Regions from separate parts of the Mus musculus genome. Here all the other regions are linked to region 1. Evidence: chromatin loops called from intact Hi-C (ENCODE). Cell type or tissue: left cerebral cortex. All regions are shown on one strand. Each heading gives the region's core, and the rest is flanking DNA. Links, peaks and the distances in the headings are about the cores only. Region 1 overlaps D030068K23Rik (RIKEN cDNA D030068K23 gene). Region 2 has its middle 43 kb from the start of Gm35145. Region 3 overlaps Gm42040 (a long non-coding RNA gene).

Region 1 (7,763 bases), core at 960-5,959:
CCAGCTATTGCTTATTGTAGTGTAAGTTTTCAGAATATATTTCAAGAACATTCCCTAATGTGGTAGAATTCTCCCTGGTAAATTCTATGGTTTATTGACATTTATTTACCATGTTTTCATTTCATTACTTTAATTCTATAAGGTTATTTTCACAGGCTTATATTTAAAATTATACAGCTTGGAGAACTTTTTATTGAATTATTTTTTAACTTAAAATATAATTACATCATTCCCCTTGTCTTTCCTTGCTCCAACCATTCCCTTATACCCCTCTTGTTCTCTCTCAAATACATGCTCTCTATGTGTGTTTATGTGTATATATACATATACATCATATACATACACATACATATACATATATATGCCTATACATCCCTAAATATACAAATACAACCTGCTCAGTCCCCATAGTGTTACTTGTACGTACATGATTTCAGAGATGGCCACACAGTGTTGGATCACTGATCTGTGGTTTCTCCAGTTCTCATCATCCCTTAGTTAACTGCAGTCCTTTGACTAGACTGAGGCCTAATGAGATTTCTCCTTCTCTTGGTCGTGTCTATCGACGTTGTCCTTGTTCAGAGTTTGTTTAGGTATCCGTGCTGATGAGATTTCCTGGGTTTATCTTCTCTGGTATTCCTAATAGTAAAATCTCACAGCAAACTTATGGTAATCTGGCTCATGACTACCTTTTCTCTCATCTTTCCTGGTTCATCTTGATCAGGAGCCATCTTTCCTCTCATCTTTGCTGGTGTAGATGGATGGGTTGGGACTGGGCAGCCCGTGCTCACTTGCTCTCTGCATTTTATGTAGTTGTGACTTTCTGCAGTCATGTCTGACTGTTGCAAGGAAATGCTTCTTTGATGAGAGATGAGACTAAGATATGCATAAAAGGATAGAGATTTAGGATGTAGTTATTGATTATGCTGATTTATATCCTCTGAGTTATATCCTTGGCCATATATTTATATGGCTTATATATGTGGCTATATTTAAGTGGTGGGTTTTAGGTTCTCCTCGCAGATTAGTGACTTTATCAGCCTTGGGGAGCTGGCTAGGTCTCCAGTACCAGGCGTGGGTTTCTTCATGTTGAGAGGATCTTAAGTCCAATTTGACAGCTGTTGGTTATCACCAAGTTGTGTGTGCCCCTATTGCAAATTGTGCCATGGCGGTCATTGTTTTAGTTTGGAGCCATAGAGCAGGGTAGGGCTATCAGTTGCTTGGAAGCCTGTGTGGAGCCTTCTGATACCACGAGAACTAGTTCTCAGGGACTTTAAAAAAGTAAAATATGCCGGGCGTGATGGCACACGCCTTTAATCCCAGCACTCGGGAGGCAGAGACAGGCAGATTTCTGAGTTCGAGGCCAGCCTGGTCTACAAAGTGAATTCCAGGACAGCCAAAGCTATACAGAGAAACCCTGTCTCAAAAAACCAAATAAATAAATAAATACATAAAAAAGTAAAATATACTATTATAATTGTATGTTCTAAAGGGAAATCTATTTTATGATTCAAAGAATAGAACACAAGCCTCATTCCAGGAAAATAAGTGTTGACATTACATTAATTGATGGTTTGGCATCCTCTAACACTTTGGAAGTAGGATTTTCATAATAGACATCTGAAAACAACAATTCTTATTCAGTAAGAATTTCCTTTTTGGAGATTGGTAGACCCAAAAGAAAGAGAAAAAGTAGAAGTCTTTAACCCATTCGAGAAACTTGAACTCAAGGATGCTGGGTAAGGATGGCTGGGGAGGAGTACCAAGCAGATTTGAATCTGTAAGAAATCAAGGATGAAGGTAGCAGAGAACAGGAATGAGGTGTGCCGTGCAGCACTCAAGTAGGTGACCGACCGTAAGAACCTGGGTGCTCATCTGGGAGGACGGACTGCCGAAGCCGGATTCCGGCGGGCATTTTAGGGCCGTGTTAAGGTGAGAAGAAGAAAGTAGTTCTTCGTGCCCTGCAACTATCTAATAATACGCTGCCATAGCTGTCTTCTAATTGTAGGAGGTGCTTTATTGGAAATCTCAAGTTTGAACTCCTCAGACTCTGTCCGTCTCCTATCCCTCTAGGGCCAGCTCAGCCCTTCATCCTGTCAGAGCGCATAAAACAGAACAGCTTACAATTTGCTATGAAGGGGTCTTCGGGATGAAGCATCTTAATGTCTGGAAAGATTAGACGGGATCTTCATGCTTAAAGACTCCCATGAAACATTTCAAATCACACGGATGTGTCTCGGTGCCCTTTGCCAAAATTAATAGATTTAGGCTGTGGAGTTAGAAGAAGGCTAAGTATCCATACCCACCTATCATCCAATAACATTTACTATTTTTAAATCTTCTTATAGCTCCTGTACTCTTAAACTGAGAATATATTAAGTCAGAAAGGCTACCTATTTTAGACTCCTGTAAGTTAACACATAGGGGCAATTTCGATGTATAGTGACATTCTAGAAATAAATATCACACACAATGACCTAGAGACTACACCATGTTGATCGCATGCGGCTGTTTTTACTTGCTTGCTTGTTTGTAATTTTGACTATTTATCAGTCTGAGGTTGACCCGCCTTTCTGGTTTCAAATAGCTATTCCAAGAGCCCTGATAAAGAATGGCACAGAGGGACCATGGCGTAATAAACCACCAAGTGAGCTACTTTGAATTCCTCTCATGTTCTGAGAACGAGAATGTCTTAAGCTTTGATAGAACAGGGCAATTTTATATTTTCCGTCTGACTACTTTAAAAGGTTCATTGTCTTTTAATTAAACTACGGTGGGGGGGGGGCTGCTGGGGGAGAGAGCAGAGATTAAAAGCTGTCGTGCTGTAAACGGGGTGGCTTTTAGCAACTAGTAGATGAGTGAAGCCACCACCTCAAGCAAGATGAACTACAGCAACAAGTTCTGTGCCTCGAAGCTTCTCCTTGTCTGACTGTAGCAGTAATTTGGAGTTAATTTGTGTGGCTTCCGCAGTAAAAAAAAAAAAAAAAGACTGTGTTCTATGTCGTCTGACTCTTCCTAGCATGGCTTCGCAGCTGTTAGGTCCCCTTTGTATGGTCCAGCACCGAACCACCACCACAGGTGAAAGCCAGGTGAGCAGGTTAGATGGGCATCTTGGACCAGGCTTAGTGTTCACCACGTGTTGTTTACTCTCCACAAAATGCCTGCGTGGATCAGCCTCTGCCTCCATTCTCCCACTTCCTGCCTTCACCAACAAACGGAGGGCCACTCTCCTCTGGGCAAGTCACACTGTTAGGTTGGGCGAATGTCTGGGTTTCTCTGGGAGTTTTATTGCCTGGCACATTGTCTTGTTTTCCTTTGTCTGCGTGAACACTTTTTTTCCCCTTCTTTGTGTCTGTTTTTCTCCCTTTGCCTCCTACTCCCCACTTGTCCCCAAATCCTTGAAGCCAATGAGGCTGTGGTGACACCTTCTGGGCAGTGCTGGGAGTGAATTACAGCCAGGAGTGAGCTTCCTGGTGGTGGTAGCTCACCCACATACAGTGAATAATAGGATGTATGGTTTGCTTCATCAAAGAAACTGATACAACATCCTACTTGTTCTTGGGATTTCTAGCACTGCTAAGTACCAAATGCCGTAAGTTTCTTGCAAACAAGCACAGATTTGCAGTTAGTGAAATAAAAAAAAATAAATAAATTGACAACCAAGGCCCTACCTGCTTACTTTCCTAGTGGTGGTTCTGAGTCAGGCTTGAAAATGAATGTCAACAAAATAAAGGAAAGCAATTACGTGGGACTAGAATATCAACACCAGACGCTGCTGCACGTGTTTTTGCAAGGATGTGTGTGTGCATGTATGTGGTGAGACACGGCAGTATCCCGTTACATGCCAGTGCCTTCTAGCAGTAAGGACGTGTCCCATGAACAGTCCTGGTGAAGGCAGTGACATCCATCTCAGCTGCCCACTGCCTGGCCGTGTAGGATACAGGTCGCCTGGTGCTGTTTCTGTGCACCCATGTCTCTCAGCAGGTTTCACAGACAGGCTATGGATCTACTCTGTACAGCCTCAACTGGAGTCTTTTTTTTTTTTTTTTCTGAACAGACTCCATCATTCCCACCTCTCCTTCCATGCTGATTTAATTGTTATATTTAACATTTTTAAATGGTTTCTTTTTTTTTTTTTTCATACTGTATGGAAATGATACAAGCTTACAGGTACCAATTTCTCTCTCTCTCTCTCTCTCTCTCTCTCTCTCTCTCTCTCTCTCTCTTCCTTTCCTCCCCCTCCCTTCCTCCTCTCTTTCTTTCCTTTTCCCCTTTTCTTATTTTTTTTTCTATCACTACTGACTTACACTTGGACCCTGAAGAGACTCAAAGGTACAGCTTCTAGGAAAAAAAAAAATCACATGGCAGCTCTAGCAAAGTTGATGTTACTATCTCATCAGGAGAATATTAAAAGAGCCTATGGAGTCTGTTGAATAATCTCTGCCCTCCTCATAACTCTCTGTCATCATCACTGACTGAATAGCAAATACAGAGGTAACAGACAACAAAGGTACACCGGGCAGCCATTGCAGCTGTGAAGCTGCCCGTCTTTGCAGTAACTGCACACCTTAGGACGCCGTCACTAGGACACTGAGCCCAGGACACTAAGCCTGGCTGTTGTGGGTGACTGGAGCAGTTGCATCTGCAACCTTTAAAGGACCACCACATGCCTCATCTTCACTTTCTACGCCGTTCTTCAGTGAAATATTGCTTATTGGGTGTATAATATAAGCATTTATGTGTGGTACAGAACCCGATATTTTTTACAAGTCCTAAATAATCAAATCAAAGCCTAGCCACATTACTTTCCAATTCTGATTTGCAAACAGTGGTAGTCCGCTTGAGGGCGGGGGGAGGACAATAATGAAAATGGGGGTGAGGCTTTCCTGAAATTAAAAGAAAGCTGGAAATACCGAGGGTGTGAATAAGTAACAAAGTGTCGTGTGGTAACTGTCGCGTGGTAACTGCGGGGATGATGGTTTTATTTGAAGTGGGGGGCGGGGGGAGGGAGAACCAGAAGGAGGCAAAAACACAATTTGGTCTAAAATTGAATTTCTCTGATAAGGCATTTCAGAAGCGGCTTGTCTTATTCACTCAGCAGCAAAATAATCATATGCGCTTTAATAATCTTTATTTTACAGGAGTGTGTTGCCAGGGTAACAGAGTGTAAGCAGGGGAACAGCACCTTCCAGATCACAAAGGCAAATCTGTGGAAAGAAATTTCTCTCCGTTCCTCTCTCCCTTACCACTGTAATAAAGACTCTGTTTTTTTTCTGCACTATTTAATAATTGCCCATAAACATCCTCTTCTCCTTTCCCATTTCCATATCTGCTAAAACATGGACAATGGCTTAAGTCTGGAACTGCCAAGCTCAGTGGGCTAAGCAAAAAGACAGATGTGGTATCTTTAGCATTTTTATATAATTATTTTTTATTACTATTTTACCCCGTCTCCATTCCTTCCCTCTGACTGTATTCTTATTTCCTTCTCTCTTTAACCAGCCCGATGGTAGTATACCAAGGAAAGGGGGCTCGAGGTGGGAGTCTATATTCGGCTACATTAATCAAAATTTATTAGCCAAGCTTGCCTGCATGGAGATTTGAAGGAAGCAAGGAGTGCAGCTGAAGAGGATAAATTGAATTATTGCAAATGGAGTGACAAGCATTCAGACCTAAAGCTACAGAAACAATCATTTCTTTATACTCATGAACATAGAGGGTGGGTAAGGGGGAGAAGGAGATAAGTAGATTGGGGTGGGGGGGGGGGAGACAGAGAGACAGAAAGAGAAAGAAACAAAGAGACAGAGAGAGAATCCGAGACAGAGTGCGTCATCAGGGTCATTCAGTTTTTCATGGGCCCTGCTTCTGGGAGATCAGCAGATTTGAAATGAACAAAGTGAGAGATCCCAATGCCTTGGCAGCAGAAGAGATGCTCAAAACTGGCAATGAGAATGTACCAACTGGTCATTTGATAAGGTTCAATTCATGACAGACTGTGTATTTTCAGTAATTACCCCTAATTGTTTTAGCCAGGGCTCTAGCCTTTGAGGGTAAATTTCGTGGGGTCAGGGCACGTCTCGAGATTAGATAGAAAAATACTCCAAAGAGTCTGTGTTCACATGACTGTTGAAGGTGTGACTGTAGTGAAGAATTTTCAGGTTAAGGACATGTAGGTTGCTTAACACCACTGGTAACAGGATTCAACCTGTTTGTGGTAGCAGAGGCCTTAAGACAAAGGACTTCGAGGTGAGAGATGAAGACACACTCTGGTGCGTGGGAAACCAAACCAAAACAAACCATAAAGGACCGAGAGAGTGGACCATAAGCAAAGGGCCGTTTTTTAGGGAGTTTTCGCCTTGCAAATTCTCCTTGTCATCCCTGTAAAGGGAAGAAACGGGTGCATTTCAAGGCCATCACTTGAATGACCCAGATAGGACCTACTCTCCGAATGCCTGAGCTATCCAAAGAGCATACACCTAGCTAGCTGGCCAGCCGCTTTGAAGGTGAAATGCCAGTGAGCAGGAGATTTCCTTCTTAGTGTTGGTTGGAACAAGTGTTGCACTGTGTACATCTTGAGTCAGAGATGGGCCGTGTGAATAAGAAATGAGATACAAAGTTGTCTTAGCTCCCATGGACTTCCTGGAGTGTTCTAGTGATAGTAACATCAAGTGAGCAGCCAGCCACGCTCTCCAGTACTACAACAGAGAGAAACAGTACCTCCACTTAATGAAAGGTCTGAAACCCAGATTCGGGAACACGCTACAAAAGCCAGCCCACTGCAAGAAGGACCTGGGACAGCAAAGTCCCTTGTAACTTTAGAACTCATTGGTTTTTGTACTATTCTAGACTAAGTATATCAGTATCTCCATACTTTGTTTAAAATAAACTAAAACATGATATTTGCCTTAAATTTTATGTACAGGCATGACAAGTCAGGGAAAGAATAGATTGTGTGTAAAATGATTTTTAAAACTATTTCAAAATTAGTTTTAAAATAGAAAAAAGATATATGCTTAAAGTAAAAAAAAATTCTGTATTCCCACTTAAAGTCATTCAACTTCCATAACACGTAGATTTTAATAGACAGAGAAACGATGGTTAGAGACGACCTGCACACATCGGAAAAAGAAATGGGATTTCTCACACTGGGCACATTTCTTTGGATCCCTTATTTGTTTTCTCTGTCCACTCTGCTCATGCCATCCATACGAGTTCATGTGAAGGTACTATAAAGCCACACAGAACTTGAATTGCTTGGGAAGGTTTGAACAGGTTTCCTTTTTCATCCCTGTGATGGTACCTCTTCCCCCTCCCTCACACCTCCCCAATCCACCTACAGATCTCCTTGCTTTAGGACATGGCGACTTTGTTTCCTTTCCTCAGACTTCCAGCATGGGTGTTGAAATCAAGAGGCCTTAATCAGAAACGCCATCATGTATTGCAAAGCACATGAAAGCTAATGGTAGTATTTGTACAATGATCAAATTAACTTCTTAATGCAGTTTTTAAAAATACAGTGAGGCATTGTATGATAATGTTATGTTTCTAAAGGCTAACATGCCAGTCTTTCATGACTTTTAAATATATAAAAAGAACTTCTTAAACATTTTTCAAATCTATATTTTATAATTTTTGCTTTTTTTTTTTCTTCTGGGAATACTCTGAAGTTTGGCAGGGCCATCTTGGACTATAGCTATTCTCCTACCTTATAAAAATGTCTCCACCATGTTGGGCTCCCTCAGACTGTTCACAAATGAATAATA
Region 2 (7,763 bases), core at 1,236-6,235, 230 kb after region 1:
ATCTATCACACACACACACACACGCACACGCACACGCACACGCACGCGCACACGCACACACGCACACGCGCGCGCACACACACGCACACGCACGCACACACGCACACGCACGCACACACGCACACGCACGCACGCGCGCGCGCGCGCGCGCGCGCACATGATCACACAAACAATAACAGTAATGCTAATATTTAAAGTACTGTAAGGTTTATTCTACTTATTTAGGGTTTTAATTTTTATTTTATGCGGTATGAATGTTTTGTTTCCATGTATGTCTGTGTGTATCGCATGCATGCCTGGTGCCCACAGAGGCCTGAAGAGGATGTCAGATCCTCCAGAGCTGGAGTCACAAACAGTTGTGAGCCACCATGTGGGTGCTGGGAATTGAACCCAGGTCCTTTGGAATAGTGTTTTTAACTGTGAAGCCATAACTCCAATCCCTACTTGTTTGTATTCTGAGATGGGGGTCTTGTAATATAGCCCAGGTTGGTCCTAATTCAAAATAATCGTTTTGCCTCAGCCTCCAGAGTACTAGGTCCACAGATGCACGCTGCCACCATACCCAATATCCTCTAATATCTAGAAATCACGCATTCGCTGGTGGTGCCTGGACCACTAGGAGACCAATAATTCTTCCGGGGGCAAGTGGGAGGGCTTTGCACCCAATTTGGAGAAAAGGCAGATCTTTGGATGTGGTTCTTTCTTTTAACCGTCCTGCGTTGTTGCTTGATATAAACTCTTAGTTATTTCTGTTTACCTCCTCAGGCACTTATGGCTATTTCTTAAGAGAGGGAAACAGGGAGGGAAATGGGTTGGGGACAAGAAGGAAAGGGGATACACTCCCAAAGAACACATCCTACTTCTTCATTCTTTGCCACTCATTTTCCAGTAGGGGACACTCAAGTCCCTAGCTGATGGAACGATCTTTCCTCCTTTGTTTGCCGTATCCTCTGCCGGGCCACCTCAACACCAGAACGTTAGTGTTCCCTTCACAGATGAAATATCTACTCAGGGTATTATTTTTTCCAAAGCAGTATTTTTCACTTGACAGCATCAATTTCATCAGAGGAGATTAATCCAATGACTTTAATTTGCAAATATCTTTCCTCTTTTTTTTTTTCCTTGTCTTCCACCTTTGATTTTGAGTACATGTATAATAATGTTGAAGGTTGGGTTTCCGCAACAGAATAGGCCCTGGACAGTCTCACAATTTGATTGTGCACAGGAAGCCACTGCTCTGTAACCACCCAAAACTGGAATTTGTCTCTAGAGCTGTTTGTTAATGAGTGGGAGGTAACCTTTAGGGCTCATTAACATTCCGCTGATGGAAAACTCCAGCGCACAGGTCTCTCTCCCCCCACTCACTTACACAGAAATCTATCTCTGTTAGGCGTGCTGGTGTGTGGAGATTGGTCTGGGCCCTCCCCCTTAGCCCTCCCCTTTAATCTCTTGGTCAGGTTTAGGCAGAGATCTTTAAACTATATAGATTTCTCTTTCACCATGCTCAAGGAGTGTGTTGTGAATCCAAAGAAACATACTGGGCGTCTGAGTATGTGCTGGGTTCTGCTGAGTCTGTCTCCTTCCATCCATAAAGCAATGTACTCACTGATGCTCGACGTAATAAATGGGGTGGGGGTGGTCATGGAGGTGCTCTGTACCTGAAGGCAGAAATAAGAATGGGGAGGGGGGAGGATACAAGAAGTAGCAAGCCCCCGTGTACCAACCACACCTAGAAAATCACAACGAGTTGTTTTCACGAATCCATTTGCGAGACGGCAGTGAACAGGAAGCCATTCTTATCACTAGATCCCTGTGTGGTGTGACAGCAGCTGGTTCCCCTGCCCTGCCAGCAAATAAGACCTCCAAATCCTCCCAGAGCGCGGCAGGTAGCATCCGTGTGCGGCAGAGCATTTAAATTCACTCGGCACTCCTCTGTAAAAGGCCACCATTGACCGGTACATGGCACTGCCAACCAACATCACCTAAACAGATGGAATAACTGCCAATGGAATTTGTGTTTTAATCACATTAATGTATTTGGCAGGGAGATCCACCTAAGTACACATTTCAAAGTCTGCCTTTGATCTGAGCCCCTTTGGGGCATTTTCCATGACTGATAAACTCCTCCTCTGAGTTCATAGACAAATGATGGAAATTGTGGGTTTTTTTTGGTTTTTTTTTTTTTTTTTTTTAAGAAAGGGAGAAGGAAGCCAGACACCCACGTCCCATCTGGCCTCTCCGTCTCTTGGGGGATGAGAAGCTCCGAGATTCAGGACATCTCACTCTCCTCTCACCTGCCTGGGCAGCTCCCTAAGAAGGGCTCCCTGAAAAGGACACTACTGCCCACCCAGTCCCTTCTCCCCCTTGAACACAGAGACACACATACATGCTTGATACAGAATCCACGGTCTCTGCGAGGCTCCTTCTGCTATTTTACAGACGCCTGTTTGGATGCTTGTGGAAAGCCTGCTGCCAACAGCTTCCCTCAGCATCTGCCCCTCTAGCCCATCACACATGTCTTGCTTAGCTTTCTAATATACCGTGATGGAAATCAGAAGCTGCGCTTTGAATGAAAACGCTCTAATTGTGCGATCATTCCTTCTAACTGTTCCACCGTGAGTCAGGCTCAGTACAGACACACAGACAAAACCAAGCCCTGTTGAACTTGGCAGTTTCCGCTCTTCCGGAGACGCAAAGGGCAGAAGGTCATAAGCAAAGTGTGATGGCTACTGAGGGGAAAAGCTGCTACATACAGATTCCCCGCTCAGACGCAGCTCCACCTTGCCTGCTCTTGAAATGGATCATCAGCTACGTCCCTTCCCCACTTAGGATAAAGAGATCTGAGGAGGTTTTTAATTCTCAGATGAATTTTCTTGTTTGTTTGTTTGGTGGATTTTCCCCCCTTCTTTCTCCTCCACAGAACACAACTAGCAAATGATTGGATCTTTGACAGAACAAAGGTATTTTTGATGGCTCTGTAATCTAGTGCGCTAATGTTCCCAGTCCCCTCATTGTCTTGCTGTCTGATCCTATCCCTTCTGCCAGACAGTCACTGCGGGATGAGTCACTTTTAATGTCTGATAATCAAGGTGAATTTTCAAAAAGCTGCCATTTTGGAATTATGCACTATATCCCAGTGTCAGGGACTAGAAAAGAAAGTGAAGGGATAAGGAAGGCTAAGATAGACACCTACTGTATGTTTGGAGAACTGCAGGACCCAGCCAACGTGGTACCAGATAAGATGTGTCTGGAGGGTCCAAGTCGATCAAGGCATACATGATGAGACAGAGACTATGTTAATTATAAATTAAAAATAACTTCTATGATAATGAAGATTATATGCACAGGAGAAAACGTCTTAGTTAAAACAGACTAGAAGGATAGAATTAAAACGCAGCCATTTGGGGCCATGGATTCTGTACCTACTGAATATATTGTGGTCTATTAAATAACCTAATACAAACTTAACATTTGAAAAAGAATAGAAGGGAATTGTAGTAGTCTCCGTGGAAGCTGTATTGTCTGCTGTCCTTACTTAAAGCGCTATCTGCTAAGAACATTACCTAGCTGATGAACACAGCCTCTCTCCAACCACGGAGATGAGATATTTCTAGAATCATTTAAAGAAATACCCACCCTACTCCCCAACAACAACAACAACAAACAAACAAACAAACAAAAAACCCACCAAGCCCAGTGAACTAGCCAGAGGGATGCTAAAAACCCAAGGCAAACAAAGGGTATCAGACACTCTTTCCGGGTTTTGGCTCTTCAAGTATAGGGTGGTCATTGTCTCCTCTGAGGTAATTAACTAGAGCCACGGCTCCAAATTGTAGACCTTGTTTTTCATTGTGGGCGTTGTGCTAAGTGGTGGGGTGGCTGAAGGAAGGCGATCTGAGCATAGCCCGCGAGTTCCGTTTATTATCTGGAGACGTGAGCACTATAAATAGAGCCAGGCTGTTTTGACTAGGGAAATGCTGTCCTCCTCACAGCCAGGGGATGCTGGGGAGCAGACGCTGAAGCTTCAAAGCTTTGTCCTGCTTTAGAAAAGCGTGAGGTTTTTCATGGCTGTTTCAGTGGCTGGTCGGAGAGTCTGCAGGCGCTTTATCTGTCCTGGGGGAAGGAAGAAATGGCATTTCAGAGGATGCTATTTTATACCTGTGATGGATGCTTACATGTGTTCTCCAACAGAGGCATCTAAATACCCTGGCATCCTCTGTGTACAAGTTGTATTTACAGATTATTACACTTATATTATCTACAGTGGTTACCACTAATCCTCTGTGTGTGTGTGTGTGTGTGTGTGTGTGTGTGTGTGTGTGTGTGTGTGTGTTGGGGGGGTAACAGAGAGACACACATATAAGCGCACACACATATGAGCACACATATGCTATAATCCCATAAAATGGCTATAAAATAGGCACATGAAGAAAATTTGTCGTTGCTGCATGGCTGTTATAGTGCACATAAAAGAAGATTTAAAAGCCAGAGAGTATTTGAGCTGTAAGCAAGTCCTTAGAGGTCATTTGGTACAGTCCTAATTGTAGTAAGATGGCAGAAAAGTGACTTGTCCTGTGACACTCAGTCAGAGGTCAGCAGGTGCCAGGCTAATGCCGAGGTCCTTTCTCTCAGCTCGGCACACATTTCTGTTGCCACGCACCCTCGGCAGCGTGGCTAGTCATGATTCCAGCAAAGACACCCGGAGGAAGAAAGAAAAACCCCCAGAGAGTCGCACATTTATAATCTTGAAATACAGGAATGAAATGAAACATAGTATGAATTAAAATTTTTTAAAAAAGCAAGATGGGAAAGAACATACATGTATCTGACAGACAGAACCTTCTCTACCTCAGCCAGCATTTGATACGAAGGCAGAATTGTCCTTATCTTACTAACAGAGACATTTGGAGCTGGCAAAGAAAGTGGGTGCTTCTGGCACAAATGATAGAGCTTTCTTCTTCTCCATATGTGCTTTCAGCGAGAATGTCAGACTCTCTAGGCCCCAGACTACCAGACACAGCAGACACCAGGAAGAAAACAGGACTTCCTTTTACTTCTAGACTAAATCCTTAGCAGGTGTAGATAGCCTTGCTCTCTGTTCAAAGTCTGCCTGCTGTAATCTGGTAGGTGTTTTTTGCCTCTGTAATTTGCATTTCTCTTTTGCTGTGTTCTGACTCCCGTGGGGGTAAAAATCTGCCTCCCCCCCCCAAAAGATTTCCTTTGTGCTTAGCTTCCTGGTGCCCAAAAACCCTTGTCAGGTCAAGTTCATCTCCTGTTTTAATATTAAACATGGGAATTTCCTTTACAAGCACTAAAGAGAGCAGGAGGTTGTCAGAGGTGCCGGGTGGTAACCATGGTGAAGTAGACATCACTGTGAACCAGAGCAGGGCCTCCCCGCAGCTCTGTGCTCTCTTCTAGGCTCTCTTCTAGAAGAATAAAAACAAAGGCACACACTAACAACTAAAAAGAAAAGAAAAACGGAAATCATGACTGTGTCTTAGCAGGGTAAACGATCCTTAGGAGACAAAGGAAGGGATCTCAATACTACACATTAGGCAAGACATTTATTTGTTTTTAATTATTATAATTGTGGGAAATGTGCATGTGGCAGTCAGGTGACACACTTATGGTGATGATTCTCTTTGTCCCCCATCTCTGTTGGTTCTGGGGATCCGATATATATCCACTTGTTCGGGGATCCAATACATGTCAGCTTGCGGAGCAAGCACCTAACCTGCCGAGTTATCTCCACGGCTCCACTGTAAGAGATTTTAACAAGATGATGGGTAGAGATGCTGTGATTGGTAGACAATGAAAATGTTACCACGGAACAAATGTTGGCTCTTTCGGCTCACGAATTTTGGCTCCTTCAAGTCCAACGAAACAAATGGCCTTTCAAATTCTTTCAAACATTGCGGAATATATGCGTAGCTGGTGGTGTTAACCCGGAAATATGTGGCCTTGTTCCCTCCCCCTCCCCCCTCCCCCCCTCTCCCCCTCCCCCACTTAGAGAGCCTTTGGGGTGTTGTTGGGACTTCCATTTCAGTGGTTCTGCTAGAAAGAGTGGTTCTCAACCTCAGCCCTAAGAACACTCGTGGAGAGCAGAGAAGGAAAGAGGTACCCAGTGCTTTATCCTACATTCGGCGCTACCTACGGGCTCCACCCAGCACGCACGAGTGCTATGTCCCTCAGAGAGTTTTCACAGTTAGAGGTATCTCCTACCGTTGCCAAGTGTCCCCTGGGGAAAATCACTTCTGGTTAAAACAGCCAAATGAGAGAAGATAACACTTTAGAAATGAGATCCTTTTGTCCCATGTTTTGGAGACAATATTTACCTCCGCATGAAGTCCCTGCCTCACACAGTATTTACCTCCGCATTAAGGGTCAAAGCACAGAAGGTTATGGTTCCTGGGGTTTCTTTTAGACAACTCGCTTTTAAGACACCCTGAATGCTCAAGAGACTGATAATCCATTCCGACGGCAGCGTGCGTCCCAAAGTAACCGAGCGAGGGGTCGTTGAGATACAGAGTTCACGGGACCCAATAGGTTCAAAAAAGTAGTTTTGAAAGGGATGTAACACCAACAAAACCTTTTGGGAGAAGTTAGATACCCAGTGAGATGGAAAGGCATACCATGGTCATGGATCAGGAAGCTTTGATATTGATAAGAACATAACCCTCTCTGTATACAGCCAACACACTAGGTTGTCCTGAGGGACCATTTAAAGCAACCATGACTTGGAGACCATATCTAAGAGGTTTCAAGACCCAGAGGAGATTGTGTTGTTGTTGTTGTTGTTGTTGTTGTTGTTGTTGTTGTTGTTGTTGTTGATGTTGTTGTTGTTGTTGTTTTTCAATGAATTCTTCAGATATAGCCAGGGAGGATAATGAGGGAAGAGAACCTTTCAGAGCCACAAGGAGCAACCGGTGAGGAAGCTTAACCAGAGTGAGCATGGATCCAGTCAGAAAATAGCCTCTAGCCCTGAGGCCCAGTTCTATTTCCTTCCACAGAGATTTCAGAATTGCTGTGACCCAGTAACAGGCTAGGATTTCTATTCTTTCGCCTTGTAAATGAAAATGCCTACTGTGGTCACTCTAGAGCATCTTCTGCCTTATTTTGAATATGTGGGCACAAGTAAATAAGCTGGACTTCTTAGCCCTATGCCCCTAGGTCAGAAGAAACCACCCAAGACCCAGGCTTGAGTCTGTGGAGAGATTACATGAGACTTTAGGGTCTTTTCCAGAGCAAAGTGAAAATACTTTACCCATAAAAGAAGAAAGCACATGCTGCCATGAAAGCCGGTGGTGGTGGGTTTCATGCTGTTCTCAGTTGTTTGCTGGGTCCTGGGGAAGTTGATAGGTGTTAGACATTCTCACTTGATTCCCTGCCCTTGTCGGTAAGCAATGGCTGCTCTTCTGACACAGAGCACAGTTACACACTTTCTTACACCAGTGTAATATGTATGAAGGTGATGTACAGTTTCCCACAGATGCTTACAAAGCATCTCATGGCTTCCTCCACCCCATCCCCACTGCAGCATCTTACCCATCTGAAGACTTGAGCATCGCTGAATTAACTCAGAGTCTCAGCTGAAGAAATGATGGTTATGACCTTGACTAGCTCATGGGTATGATGAGCCATAACACATATAGGTATTTAGATATATGTCAGTGTCAGCCATATTACTAAAAGGGCCTCCCAACTTTATCTTCTGATATTTGGACATTGGAAATAATGGAATTTTTCACTCCACCTTTATGATT
Region 3 (7,763 bases), core at 1,324-6,323, 1.4 Mb before region 1:
TAGGAAACATCACTTCACACTTAGAAGCTAAGAAGCAGCCACATCCTAGCAGCCTTGGAGATTCTACTCCGTGGGAGCAACTGGGCATTCTGGGGGGAATTCTGGGGTGGGACAGGACTTCCCTGACAAGAGGCTTTCGTGAAGTCTGTGGAGGACTTCGGTTTTGTTTCTTCTGCAATTGGTGTGCCAAGAGGTTGCACTGGTATCCCACGTTTTCTCCTCCAGGATGAAGATATTGCTGGCTCCAGTGATCTGACAGGCTTCGCACCCCAGGAAAGCTCAAAACAGACGGGCAACACAGAAATGTGCGCATCTAGTTACAGGCCAGGCAGGAGGGTTTGATGAACTCCTCTGTTGAAGAATGATGTTGGAGCCAGAGAGTCTATGTATGAATTCTCTGTCACACTCCACTCCTCCAAAGGCTAGAGTGGACCGACTCTAGCATCCTACATCTATTTCCACCCACTGACAAAGGTAGGACTCTCTCAGCTGTGGTGTTAAATGGTGAGGCTCTCTAATGTACCATGCACACTTCTTGTCTTGACTGGTCGTTCATAAAAGGAGGCAGGAGCCTGGGCTTAGGGTGTGGCTGGCAACAATTTACAAAGATTCCTCCCTGCGCTCTTTACCCACAGAGGCACAACCACTATGGAATGTAGCCTACTCAGGCTTTCCCATGGCAACGCTTACCCGAGGTAGTGCTTGAAAGGGACTTAGGTTTCTCCTTGGACAAACAATTAAGCAACCCTCTCAGGTTAGGGGATTGCAGAGACCATGACCCCACCTCAGCCAAAGTATGCTTGCTGGCATTTGCAAGCTTACTTAACCTTTGAAGTAAAGCAGACTTACTGGCAAGGCCGTTGTTTCAGTGGCGTGGTGGGGTTTGGTTTCAAAGTGAATACATGAATCTTTGACATCCGGTATTCCTTAAAGAGTGGCTGACGGCTCAAATTGTATAGTTTTCACAACCCAGCCATTCGTTCCTGAGGGCTGAAACCTCCCCTCGGACTGCTTCAACTCACATTGTGAGAGCTGGGCATTTGGATTCAGAGTCTAGTTCAAATTACAGTTTTGTCTCTCGACTGATGAGTTAGTTTATTTTCTCCGAGCTTCAGCCACCTGCCAGAGGTGACTCAAGGGAGCAAGGTCTTATTTCGGCTCCTGGTTTCCAGAATAGAGTCTGGTGTGTTGGGAAAGGCGTGAAGGAAAGACCCAGTCTGGGGCAGGGCCTCCAGCTGGGTCACCAAGGGTTTAAACCTGGGAGTCTGCTGGGAGCTTTTCACATCCAAACCATCTTACCTGGCTCCATGATAGGAAACGAATCATTGAAATTGAGCTTTAGCCCCTCCAACTCCCCAAAACAAAACAAGTTACACCACAAAAAAACAAAAACAACTAAAAAACGTACCTGGAGTCTGTTTTAAGGAAAGGAAAGCGTTACCTATCATCTGGAGAGATAAGGCACCTGGCAGAGTTGGTTGTAGTCACTGCGGTTGTGTGTGTGTGTGTGTGTGTGTGCTCGCGCGCGTGTGTGCATGTGAGGACGCCCTTGCTTGTTCATGGATGTGGATTTTGAACCCATAGACTCAGTTAACCTCAGACCAAAACTTCTGAAAAGTCAGGACTGAACATATGTAAGCTCTCTCCCAGACATCGCTGTTTTCTGTACTGTGTGGTGTAACGATGATGTTTTACTTAACATATACATTGTGTTAGGCATAAATCAATAAGTGAGAGTTGACCAAAAGTATCTGGGAGATGCACACACACTATGCACAGATAATAAATACAATATTAACACAATGAACTTGAGTTGCTTTGGATTTTGCTATTTTTAGGGATGAGGGGAGGCACACATATGCACATTACTAAGTGTGAACAAAATCATGACATCCCCCAAGCCAAGAGATGGCAGAATGACCTTTGTGGCCAGTGGTGGGTCAGAAAAGCCCCAAGCTTGTCTTGCTGGAAGCCGAAGATGCCCCCGAAGACATCCAGTCTACCAGGACCGTGAACTTCAATGACGGGACAGTAATTATCGTGACTAATTTGAAGATGATCAAAAGCAACCACCCTGTTTTTACACTAGCACTGTTGGTTTCTAAATACACAGTCTGTGAGTCAAAATTGAGCTTCAGTTTTGGCAGACTCTGGCTGCCAGTCTCCCTCAGTCCTTACCTGGCACAGCATCCTCCCTCCCCCTCCCCGCCCTTCCCAGCTGACATACTCTGCCTCCTACCCTAAAGTTTTTAGCCCAGGCCTGGTCTGGGCTTCCCGGTCTCCAGAATCTGACTCTTGTAAAACCATAGCCATTTTGGCTACTGATCCTTTTGGGGTTCTTGGCTTTTTGTTCTCTTGGCCCTTGGATTCTCTCTTCTCTCCCCCTTCCCCTCAGTCTCTCTCTCTCTCTTTCTGTTTCTAGGGCCCAGTTTAGTCTGGACTTTTCCTGACGTTTCTTGTCAGTGCTCTCCCTCATAGCTACAAAAAAAAAAACAAAAACAAAAAACAAAAAACAAAAAACAAAAAAAAAACAAAAAACAAAAAAACAAAAAAACAAAACAAAACCAAAACCCGAAAAAATCTTTCTTCTTAATCCAAACCAAGTGGAGCAATCATGTCTGTCTCCTTTCTTCCTTTCTTTCTTTCTTTCCTTCTTTCTTTCTTTCTTTTCTTTTCTTTCTTTCTTTCTTTCTTTCTTTCTTTCTTTCTTTCTTTCTTTCTTTCTTCTTTCTTTTAAATAAACTTATTCACTTTGGAAAACAAGTGGGGGATAGGGCTAAAGATAACGTAACATGCTCTTTAAATATACATTAACTTTCTTACTACGCTCCTTGGGTGTGGAGACTTGTTATTTTACATGTAGAGGAATTACAAATCATTCTATAGGGACATCAGGGCAGGGAATGCTGTTGCATATTAAGACTGCTGTTTGTGGATCCTTGCGAGGCTTTTCCTTAATGTGATGTAAAGGTTTGTAAGCTGTCATCTCTCTGCTTGTAGGCTGTGTTTTACATAAAATCCTTCAGCTTCATTGACGCCAACCTGGATGTCCTTATCATTGCTATTTACAGTCCTGGGGTAGTAGTGTTAAGCCCGAATGGCATTAATAAAATAATGAACCGCTAGAAATTTGGATGCTCGCAATCACTGGTACCACTCTTTTTTGACACAAATGGCCAGCCTTTCTGGAAATTTGTTTTGCTAAACCTTTTCTTCAAATTCTTCTCTTGCCCTTTGACCTTTAACTTCCTTTCCTTTCTTCCGGTGCCCTCGCTGGCTCCTGATGCACATCTTTTAATCTCCTCCCTCTTTTCTTTGCCTCCTTCCTGACTTCATTCTCCCAGTCCCTCACCTCTTCCTTCCCTTTGCCCTCTCCCTCCCCCTTTTTTCTCCGCTTCCCCTTCTCTTCTTGCCTCTCCGTTCTCTCCCCTCCCTCATCCTTTTTGCCCCTCCTCCCCCCTTTTTCTTCCCTTTCTCCTTCTCTTTTTTTGCTTCCTCCTTTTGGTCCCCCCCCCCTTTCTCTTGCCCCCCTGTTCCCTTTCTCTCTTTGTCATTTCTCTGTGTGAGACGCATTCTTCACAATACTCCATCTTCACTGCTCTGTAGTTAACTCTGGGATGATGGTGTGGAAATTGACCATTGCCTAGCAATCCCGTGTGCGGCTTCTGCCAGCGAACCTGCTCGGCCCAGTCACCCCCTTCCTAAGCTCCACAGCGCGCTCTGCCTTCCTCAGCCAGCGAGCAAGCACTTCCCAGCTCCCACTGTTTGTCGCAGTCCACCTCGACACTCCCGCATCTTCCCGGATGCTTCCTAGGGATCCTTTTGAAATTGTTGCTAGCCTTTTGTTCCAGGCGCGCTCTGAGCTCCTGGGTCAGGCAGCTCGCAGCCTCCCTGGGGCAGTGCTATGATGAATTTTGGCATGGCCAGGCTGTTTAACAACTCCATTGCAGAAGTGCCAGCTTCCTCCAAGACTGAAAGGAGCTGTGATGAGTTTTTCTTTTTTTACCCCCAAAGGCTCCACCAGGTTCCAAAAATACCAAAGATTCCCGCAGATCTCTAAATTATGTGGCAATTTTTTAGAGCCACACCTACCCACTAAAAGTGAATTTTTCTGTTGCAGGAAACACAGCTCCTCTGTGATCTTATTAGTCGAGGGCCGGGATGCTCCTGAGACACATGTTGTTGTAGTCAGTGATTTGTTATTTCAGATTTCAGGTCCTGTCCTTCTTCCCTCGTGAGTGATTATCAATCGCGTGTTTTTGCCTTTTTACAAGTCATAATTGCTATGAAAGATTCTGCCAATTAGTTTAATGTTTGTCTTTTCAGAAACGTTTAGAAGGTGTCCATACTGAGTATACATATTTTAAAAAAATTTTTTTTACTTTAGATTATTTGTGTGGGCGTTTTGCCTGCTTGTCCGTAAGTATACTACATCTGTACCTAGTGTCCTTAGAGACCAGAGAGAGGTTCCCTAGTGCTACAGTTACAGGCAGTGTGAGCTACCAAGTTGGGTGCTGGGAACTGAACCCAGACTCTCTGCAAGAGCAGTAAGTTCTCTTTACCATGGAGTTGTGCCTTTAGCCTCCATGATTCTCTTTTTTTGAGGGTTGAACCAGTTATTTTAGAACCAGTCTGTTTCTGCTTGCATGTGAAAAATTATTTAAATTAGGGTATGTGGCCATCCATTCATATCTGTGGCTTCTGTATTCGTGGGCTTCAACAGCATACAAAAAAATTAGGGAAAGAGTTGTATCTGCTATAGGCAGGTATAGACTGTTCTTGTCATAATTTTTGAAACAGTGCACTGCAGGATCTGTTCACACAGCAATCTACACATGAGTTAAATATACAGGGGGGTGGGCTGAGGGGGAACCTCGGTCTAAGGTAGAGAGCATATGTATGTATTGCCATTTTTGTTTACTTTTCCTCCCTCCCTCCCTCCCTGCTTCCCTCCCTCCCTTTCCCTTTTTTCCTTTTTTCTTTTTTTCCCTTTTTCCCCCTTTCCCCCTTTCCCCCCTTTTCCCTTTCCCTTTTCCTTTTCCTTCCTTCCTTTCTCTCTTTCTCTCTTTGTTCCTTTCTCTCTCCCTCTCTCTCTTAGACATAGTTTCTCTATGTAGCCCAGGCTGGCCTAGAATTCACAATGTAACTCAGAATGGCCTCCAACTCCCTGTTTTTCTCCTGCCTCAGCCTCCCAGTGCTGAGATTACAGGTCCTACTTATTTTGCTATTTAGAAGTTTATTTTTATAGTGCGTGTGCATGTGTGCATGTATGTGTGTGTGGGAGTATGTATATGTGTGTATATGTGTATGTGTGTGTGCATGTGTGTGTATGTGTGTATATGTATATATTTGTATGCATGTGCATGTGAGTATGTATGTGTGTACATGTGTATATCTGTATGCATATATGTATGTGTGTATGTATGTGTACATGTATGTGTGCATGCATGTATGTGTATGTATGTGTGTGTGCCTGTGTGTGTGTATGTGTGTGTACACATATACACTGGTACTTATATGAAGGTTAGAGGAGAACTTTCTGGAATTGGTTCTGCCGTGTGGGTTTTGACATTGAACTTGAGGTAACAAACCTGGTGGCAAGCACCTTTATCTTGATGTGCTGCTCTTTAAAATGTTGCTGTTGTTGACACATCACTCCGCCATTTCTTATGACTCCAGCAGAGGTAGATTTGGCTGTGGAAGGTGTATTCTGGGGTTGCCTCCAGAGAATACTGTAATTTATTTTTGTGGTACTGAAATGCTATCTTTCATAATGATTCCATCTTTTGTTTTTCTAGTACCTGGAATCGAACCTAGGACCTTGTACATGCTAGGATGTGCTGTGCTTCCCAGCTGCATCTCTAGTTTGCCCATACCCTTTACAGGATAATTTGTATATGAATTTACCCAGCTTGGCCTTCTCCTACCTCAGCCTCATGATTGCAGCTACGATTGCAGACCTGTAAGACCGGGCCCAACTTCTGTCTCCTTCCAACTGCTTAAAAGACATGGTCCCTAAAAAGCAAATGATGATTTTTTAACGGAAGCAACTTTCATGCTGTATAGCCAGAGAAAGCAACATCATCAGAGACCCTCCTGTGTTATTCATAAATGAGAAGACATTTAAAGCAGCAGTTCTCAACCTTTGGGGGTGACCCCTTTATGGGTGGGTGGGGGCTAACAGTCTTTCACAGGGGCTACCTAAGACCATCAGAAAACATGGATATTTACCTTAGGATTCATAACAGTAGCAAAATTACAGTTATAACATAGCAACGAAAGTAATTTTTTGGGTTGGGGGGCCGTCACCACCATACAAGGAACTGTATTAAACAGTCAAAGAATTAGGAAGGGTGAGAACCCCTGATTTAAACTTAGTTTATGTGATCAAATTCTGTGTCTGCCACAGGGCCTCTTTGTAAACTGGGATCTGCCTTTGGACTTAAGTTCCTTGTAGTCCCCGAATCTTTGGGCCCCATATCAAGCATCTCTTTTTAAAAAATGGAGAAAAGCACGCGTCTGCATGTTTTCACCACCCGGGATGAGTGTTCCTAGGGAAGATAACTCGGGCGGAGTTACCAGTGCCCTCTCCCTTATTCTTTCTGGAATTCATTAAGTTAATATACTGTTGCCTGCATGGGGCACCTTCTTTGATGGCGAGTACAGTTAAATGCCTATTTAGGCATGTCACTGACTATCTGATGCAAGGGGGTGCACGGAGTGTGGCTGGCTGTGGGGGAAGGGGGAGGGGGAAAAGGGGTGTCGCGCTCTATATTTTTTTTTTCCCCTTCAAAATACTTCTCAGCAATCCCTTGCAGCTGGCAGAAGGCTAAGGTTTCTCACACTCTGAAAGGAAGTCAGGCCATAAATAACCCAGGCAGGCACACCTGGAAAGAATAATGCTTTTTTTCTAGGCTGTCCACTGTGTTGAGGATGGATGCCAGTCCAGTGAGCATGCGCACATGGCACGGAAGACTGTGCAAATGCCACGTTCAGATGAAGCCGGGGGGGGGGGGGGGGGGAAATGTTTCCGTTTTTAATCTCCAAGCTTCTAGCTCTCGGTTGAAGGGAGAAAAATGAAGAAAGATGTTTGTGGAACGTTAACACCGTGCCTTCTTCTTCAGCATGGTGGGTTCCCTTCCCCTAGAAACAGACATTGTGGAACTGTTCAGTGCTTGTAAGGATTGTTGCAATTAGGGATGGGGTTCGGAGGGCAAAGATAAGCAACACTTTCTTCATCCAGAACACAGAACAACAGCTTGTGTTGGGCTGAGAGGTAGCTCAGTCAGTAAGTGCTTAGTACATTACCCAGCATGCATGGGGGCAAACAGTGTGGTGGCACATGCTTGTAGTGCATTGGGAGTGGGGCGTGGGGGTGGGTGAAGACAGGATGACTCCTAAGGCTTAAAAGGCAGCCAGTTTAGCACACTTGTAAACTCCAGGTTGAGTGAGAGACTCTGCCTCAAAATAAAGGTGGAGAAAGTTGAGGAAGATAGCTAACCTTGTGTTCTGGCTTCCATGCATATACCCCATCCCTGCATACAAGAAGATGTCTACAAACAAAACAATGGAAAACAAAAAAACAAAAGAGCACCCAGTGACTAAGCAGTTCTCCATCCTTTAAGGTGACACGGAATGCTCTGTCAGTGTGGTAAATATAGGCCTGTTGGGGATCATGGTGCTTCTGTGGGGCCACACTTGACTGCGGATACTAGCTGTGAGGTTCAGCTCATCCGCTGTGGGGCTTACACAGCTTTTAAACT

The links. A loop is a pair of places that touch in the nucleus more often than their neighbours do. Peaks named below come from ENCODE experiments on the same cell type or tissue, not always from the same donor. Only the 100,000 strongest peaks of a DNase experiment are listed, where the experiment ranks them.
Region 2: it touches region 1 in a loop (4-fold over the local background); 4 of 42 quality-filtered maps call a loop at or near these places.
Region 3: a loop joins it to region 1, with 2.6 times the contacts of the local background. A loop is called at or near these places in 6 of 42 quality-filtered maps.

Annotation. Positions count from the first base shown.
Region 1 is chr8:109,182,664-109,190,426 of GRCm38, forward strand. The region is part of intron 5 of D030068K23Rik (RIKEN cDNA D030068K23 gene); the gene reads left to right. All of the region lies in intron 1 of 4922502B01Rik (RIKEN cDNA 4922502B01 gene), which reads right to left. Among named protein-coding and RNA genes, the nearest start is that of 4922502B01Rik, 63 kb to the right of the region's middle. In left cerebral cortex, for the core only: a CTCF peak has its summit at 3,431 (motif pointing left); a DNase peak (open chromatin) is centred at 3,429; H3K4me3 peaks cover 369 bases.
Region 2 is chr8:109,414,238-109,422,000 of GRCm38, forward strand. It overlaps a transcript of Pmfbp1 not described here. Among named protein-coding and RNA genes, the nearest start is that of Gm35145, 43 kb to the right of the region's middle. In left cerebral cortex, for the core only: CTCF peaks have their summits at 3,210 and 4,014; DNase peaks (open chromatin) are centred at 1,523, 2,325, 3,192, 3,985 and 1 more place; H3K4me3 peaks cover 203 bases; H3K27ac peaks cover 3,388 bases.
Region 3 is chr8:107,821,017-107,828,779 of GRCm38, forward strand. Gm42040 (a long non-coding RNA gene) reads left to right here. Exons shown (of 3, transcript XR_879157.1): 2 at 226-474; 3 at 1,839-2,274. Gm39242 (a long non-coding RNA gene) reads right to left here. Exons shown (of 3, transcript XR_879158.1): 2 at 5,928-6,015. Among named protein-coding and RNA genes, the nearest start is that of Gm39242, 9.4 kb to the right of the region's middle. In left cerebral cortex, for the core only: no CTCF peak of the experiment used is centred there; DNase peaks (open chromatin) are centred at 3,789 and 3,950; H3K4me3 peaks cover 292 bases.